Regions from separate parts of the Mus musculus genome. Here region 2 is linked to region 1. The links are chromatin contacts, found by Hi-C or POLR2A ChIA-PET in ENCODE. All regions are on one chromosome and are shown on one strand. Each heading gives the region's core, a stretch centred on a gene start or an enhancer-like site at or near the end of the contact. The rest is flanking DNA. Distances are from core to core; before and after follow the strand shown.

The links. A loop is a pair of places that touch in the nucleus more often than their neighbours do. ChIA-PET counts read pairs that join two places held with the same protein, here RNA polymerase II (POLR2A).
Region 2: a loop to region 1 is called in a map of left cerebral cortex, with 2.1 times the contacts of the local background. The contact joins the promoter of Dlx5 here to the promoter of Sem1 in region 1. A Hi-C loop is called at or near these places in 3 of 37 maps with a recorded cell type or tissue (Patski, left cerebral cortex and regulatory T cell). POLR2A ChIA-PET finds 5 or more read pairs at or near these places in 1 of 5 experiments (Patski).

What each region holds. Positions count from the first base shown.
Region 1 is chr6:6,577,162-6,579,968 of GRCm38, forward strand. It overlaps Sem1 (SEM1, 26S proteasome complex subunit), which reads right to left and starts at 1,497. Exons shown (of 3, transcript NM_009169.2): 1 at 1,318-1,497. The coding sequence starts at 1,393.
Region 2 is chr6:6,880,761-6,883,747 of GRCm38, forward strand. It overlaps Dlx5 (distal-less homeobox 5), which reads right to left and starts at 1,308. Exons shown (of 3, transcript NM_010056.3): 1 at 772-1,308. The coding sequence starts at 1,126.

The DNA of each region.
Region 1 (2,807 bases), core at 247-2,746:
AAGAAATCTAACCTGCCCTCACTTAGCCAATTCTACCACAAAGCTCTGTTACAGGATTATTAATGAACCTGAAAACAAAACATCAGACTGAACAAATAAATTTATTACCAAAACAAAAGGTAAACTATCCCATCATATATTATAGACTCCTAACTCAGAGGAAATATATCTTCTGAATTGGTTTATGAGGTTGCATAATATACACACTAATGTTCTCTTTCACTAAAACTAAAACACTACATTATACTTAGACTAAACGTTCCTGTGATGTGATTTTATGCGCATTGAGATCATGGTGGGGTAACTAAGTACAATTTTTGTCAAGTGATAATTGCTTGATGCCACGTATGTGCACATGACTAACCACAATTCTCTTCCTATGGTCTTCATGGAGACACAGTCTAACTCACTTTTTAGAAACAAGGTAAAATATTTGGGAAATCTACTCAAAACAATTAGCCAATAAAGTAATCAATTTGAAAAACTAATATGGCAAAAAGAGGCCTAGCAAACAGAAGATAACTGCTGAAGTTAAGGACTTTGGTGTAAATTAAGGCGTCTCAGTTTCACCATTTCCGGACAGTGTTGACACTGGGCCTGTTTCTCCATTGTTCCAAACTTCTGTTTCCTTACGTGAATAATAGTAAGTACATTAATACCTACTTCCTATATTTGTGGAAATGGATTGTGCCAATAGAAGCGAAGCACTCACGTTCCCAAGATCATAGCAGGCTCTTCCAACATTAGCTATGTTATTACCTACAATGAGAAAACTAAAGCATCCCTAGCATTGAAGTTAGTTTCGAAGGCAGATGGTTAAGACTTTTATAAAGCTTGGGTTAATTCACGTGACCGTAAATGGAGAGAAGCAGAAATTGAGGCAAAATCTGTAATGAATACAACACACACGAACGACTCTATCATCCCACTTCTCGGGGCTCATTCGCGCTATCCGAGAGGTACACAGCACTGGCTGCCCTGGGCAACAGTGGGACTCTGAAGTTTACTACCAAGGGGAGGCTTGGAAACCGAAGCAAAACAAGAGACTGTGCAGATGCGGAGAGTCCCGGGTTGAAGTTAAAGGGCCACAAGCTCGCAGCACCGTGGGCCCAGCTTCACCTGGTTCCTCCCAGCGACGAGGCGCAAAACACTGGGCCGCGCCATGAAGCGACGGCTACCGGGACGCGGAGGCCGAGGCCGGGGCCCCCGGAGGCCGCGCCCGGATCCGCGCTGCTGGGCCCAGCTCATTCCCGCAGAGAGCAGGCCCGGCGCCGCCCCACCGGAGGCCCCAGGCCCAGCGCGCGGCCTGGCGGTTACCTTCCGCGGGAAACTCCTCGAACTCGTCGTCCTCTTCCAAGAGACCCAAGTCGACCGGCTGCTTCTTTTCGGACATCGCGCCGCGCCAAGACCCAAGCTGCTCGGACCGGCCGCAAAGTCGGAAGCCTCAGTACTCCGGAGGCGCCGATCCTGACAACGCCGGCGCAACCATAGAGACGAGAGGGAAAGAGCTGCGGGGCAGCGCGAGGAATGCTGGGACAGCGAAGGTCCTCCCAGAGCGTCCTGCGGTTGTAGTAGGTCCTCCCGTCTTGAAACAGTGAACTGTTTTGTTTTATAGTGTGTTCGTTCGTTTTATTATTCATATAGTTGCCTACGTGTGAAAGATTTACAGTGTATTAAATTACTAAAGGCCATTATTTAGCTTACAATCACTAACAGAAATCTGGAAAGATAAAGTAACATAAGTTAAGAGCTTATTACATTATTCCACTACTCAAACCTAGCCTTGAGCATGCTGTTAAATATCTCCACATCACAGGGAACCCGGGACCAAAGGCAGCCAGAGGCACTCATATGCTAGACAATTCTGACTGTCCTCCAACCTTTCCTTTGTGCTGTGCTCCTTGACCTTACAATTGTGTTCCGTAGGGTTTCTGTTCTAACTAGTTGACAGGTTGATGTAAAAAATAAACAAGTAAAAAAAAAAAAAAATGATGTAACGTTGTACTGTTGTTCAAAAGATATGATTTGGTTTTGCTTTCTTTGTTTTAATTGTGACCCATGGAAAAGAACAAGACAATGAAAGATAGGAGAAAAGTTAGTGTCTAACCACACAGTAACACGTATTTGCCAGGCTAATAAATCTGTGTTCTATTGCATCTAAAGGGCTCTTATATGAGGTACTTAATTTCTCTTTAGTATAATTTATTTATTTTCAGCACCACACTTAAGGCTATACATATAACACACATAGTTACAGGTGCAAGAATAACTCTATTTGATATATAAAAATTGAAGAAGGTCTATAAGCCCTACTACTGAGGAAGTTGGGGCAGAAGGCATCCTTGGATACAATGAGTGTAAAATCAGGCTGGACAACTTAGTGAAACTGTGTCCCTAAATTAAAAGTAAACAGAGGGCTAGAAATATATCCCCAATGGCTCACTACCCCGTGCCAGAGAATTTTTAAAAAAACATGGGAAAAATGTTTGAACAATTTATGGATATAAATATGAATATTGTATGTTTTTTTAAAAAGATATATCAGAAAGTAGAAAGTGGAACATATTTTGTAAAAAATACTTTATTTTATACAAACACTCTTTCCTAATTCCATTTCCATTGCTATGATAAAATACCCCGGCAAAAAAGCAGCTCAGGGGAGAAAAGCTCATTTGGCTTATAATTCTAAGTTGTACTCCATCACTGCAGGAATGTCAAGGAAGAAACTTGAAGCCGCTCTCACATCCACAGTCAAGAGCAGAGAATAAATGTGTGCTTGCTATTTGGGTGCATCGCTGTCTCTAAGC
Region 2 (2,987 bases), core at 58-2,557, 300 kb after region 1:
ACGCCTCTCATTTACCGCCCAAGCTCTCTACCCCACTGTAACGCTCTAAGGAAGTTTCACAGTGGACGGAAAGGGGAGTCTGTGGGGAAGAAGGAAGGCAGACAAATTCTAGGCACTTACGGAGAGAGCACTCGATGGAGTGTGTGTGTGTGTGTGGGGGGGGGTCCCTCTAACAGAGTGAACTCTCGGCAATCCTCCGCTATTTTAAATGACTTTTTGTATTTGGAAATACCTTGGATAAACCGCAAAGTTCCCTGTTCGCTTTTCTGTCAGGCTGCAGCCCTCCGGCCCCCAGGTCACCCGGTGTGCTGCCCGCACCCTCCATGAGAGGCCTCGGGGCGCTTCGCTGGCTAATCCAGACTAGATCTCACCAACTCAGCACGCTCACCCAGAATTCCAACTAACTTTCCTTTTATTACGCAAACACCACTAGGGCTGCTTGATTTCACCCACCCCCCGCCCCCCAAATCCCTTAGCCTCTTTGCAGCCAAGCTGGCTTTCTGGCTAGGCCAGCTAGGAATCCAGCTAAGGAGGGATCCTCGAGCAGCGCCAGAGGCAAAACACCCGATTAAACCTCTTCAAAAGTCCTCCACTGCCCCCCCCCCCATGCCGGTGTGAGGTGCTGTCCTGTTTGCAGTCCCAGGCCCCCACTCGCTTCTGCGAAGCACCCTTCTATGGGTGCGGACAGCGTGGCCCTCATCTACCACCCAACTTGGCGCCCGCGGGGTTACGGATGCCCTGGGTACCTGCCTCCCGCCCCCGCGCGCCTACCTGGCTGGCTGGTGGCACTCGGGACGCGGTTGTAGGCGCCGCCGTACTGGTGGTAGGGGCTGGCGTAGCCGTAGTCGGCATAAGCCTTGGCCGGGTAGCCGGCTGCGGAGCCGTTCACGCCGTGGTACTGGTACTGGTAGGGGTTGAGCGCTTTGCCATAAGAAGCAGAGGTAGGAGAGCAGTAGCCGTGCGGGGCGGCCCCCGCGGGACTGTAGTAGTCAGAATCGGTGGCCGAGGACTCGGGCAAAGTTGGCGATTCCTGAGACGGGTGGTGCATGGCGGCGGACGTCGGGAACGGAGCTTGGAAGTCGCCGGATCGGATGCTTGGGACTCTTCTGTCAAACACTCCTGTCATAGCTCCCGGGCGGTGGCTGTTCTTCTACTGCGGCGGCCGCTGCTGCCTGAATTGGCTGTGGAGCTGCTCTGGTCTAAGCAGACATGGCTGTGGGAGCGAGGGAGGAGGAGGAAGAGGAGGAGGCGGCGGCGGCGGCGGGGAGGAGGAGGAGGAGGAGGCTGGGAGTCGTGGAGGCTCTGTCTCCCGCAGGCTGACTGCTGGCTGAGGCGCAGCACAGCCTTGGTTAAATCCTTAATTGCGCGCTTACGCACAGCGGGGTGGATCGGGTTCCATTGGCCAGGGCTTCGGGAGCAGAGCAACACCCTAACTCGTCCAACTAGTTTTAGCACAACAAAGCATTGCTTAAAGAGAGAGAGAGAGAGAGAGAGAGAGAGAGAGAGAGAGAGAGAGAGAGAGAGAGAGAGAGAGAGGCGTACAAGGAGAGAGAGAGTGTGTGTGTGTGTGTGTGTGTGTGTGTGTGTGTGAGAGAGAGAGAGAGAGAGAGAGAGAGAGAGAGAGAGAGAGAGAGAGAGAGAGAATATGAGTTGTTCCCTGTTGGGGGAGGGAGGGTCTCAGTCGATCTCTTTTTAGTGAATAGCTTCGACAAACCAAGCAGTCCCAGGGCCTAGCTCCGTGCTGTTTGAAGACAACGTGTTCCAATCAGCAATCTCAAAAGTACAGTTTAGAGGATGCGGTTCTTGATGCTCTTTTCTTGCTCCACACCTACCAGTCCTCTCCCCCCTCCTCCGACGGAGACTGTAGGAGAGAGCACCGCTGTGGGACTGTGTGCAGAGGAGGAGCAGTGTTAGATGGCAGTGAGAACAAATGGAGAACAGCATTGTCTTAGTGGGATGATGGGAAGCAAGTTGCAACTAATTTATGTTGAAAATTTGTAAACTGGAAAACAGTTGGACACGCAGCAAGCGCTTTTGCAGAAGCCCCTGTTTCTCAGGACTCCACAGAGATGTCCAAGAATCTAGACGTCCCCAGTGGCAACTGAAGTCTTTACAGGGACTGCTGAAAATCAATGTCTTTCATTCCTGAATACCTTGCCACTGCCTGAACTCTCTTAGTTGGCTTTCCCAGAGAGCTGAGCAGCCTTTTGGTTTTTTGCTCAATATCCTCGACTACTTGGAAGCTTCTAGAATGGCTCTTGTCTCAGTTCAGGAGCCAGATTCCTGCAAACGTGAATTGATTTGGGTGTGTGACCTATAGTGTGCCTCCAGACCAAATGGAGTATGAAGACCGAAAAGTAGGCAAGGAACCAAGTCCGCTTGGGAGATGGGGTTTCGATCATGGACGACCCTCTCCTGGTTCCATTACCTACATCCACTCCAATCCCCCTCTCAATTCTTGAGTTTGGGTTCTGTAGCATCCCCCATTATTTCCTGCCTACTGAGCATCTTCGTTTATGTACAAAGGGAGCAGGGTTCAAGACTCATACACTGGCCACAGACCACCAGAAGAAGTTTATTTTGTCAACATGGGCTTTTCCTCTAGTTATGATTGAGTGAGGCCTTAGGAATGTGTTCTGATCCTCACTCAATGCTGTGTCTACTCCCCTCAAAAATGAGTTGTATCCTATTTTGGGCCTCCTTTTGGCCAGGAACCTGGGAGTGTCATTGAATGTTCAGGGTGGAATCTTCTGGTTCCTCTTCTGGTTCCCCTTTTGCCAGGGGAAGAAGTGAAAATCTGCCTGAGTTTTGTCTGAGGTTACTTTGTTCTTGTTTTGGCAACCAAGGACTCCAAGCCTCTGTCAGAGAGCTGGAAGCAGGAGGTCAGTCCCTCTCTGGAATCTGGAGCTGCAACTGGAAGCAGCAACACGTGCCTCAGGTGCACATGGGCCCCATAAACCCAGGCTACTGTTGCTTTTCCTTGGCTG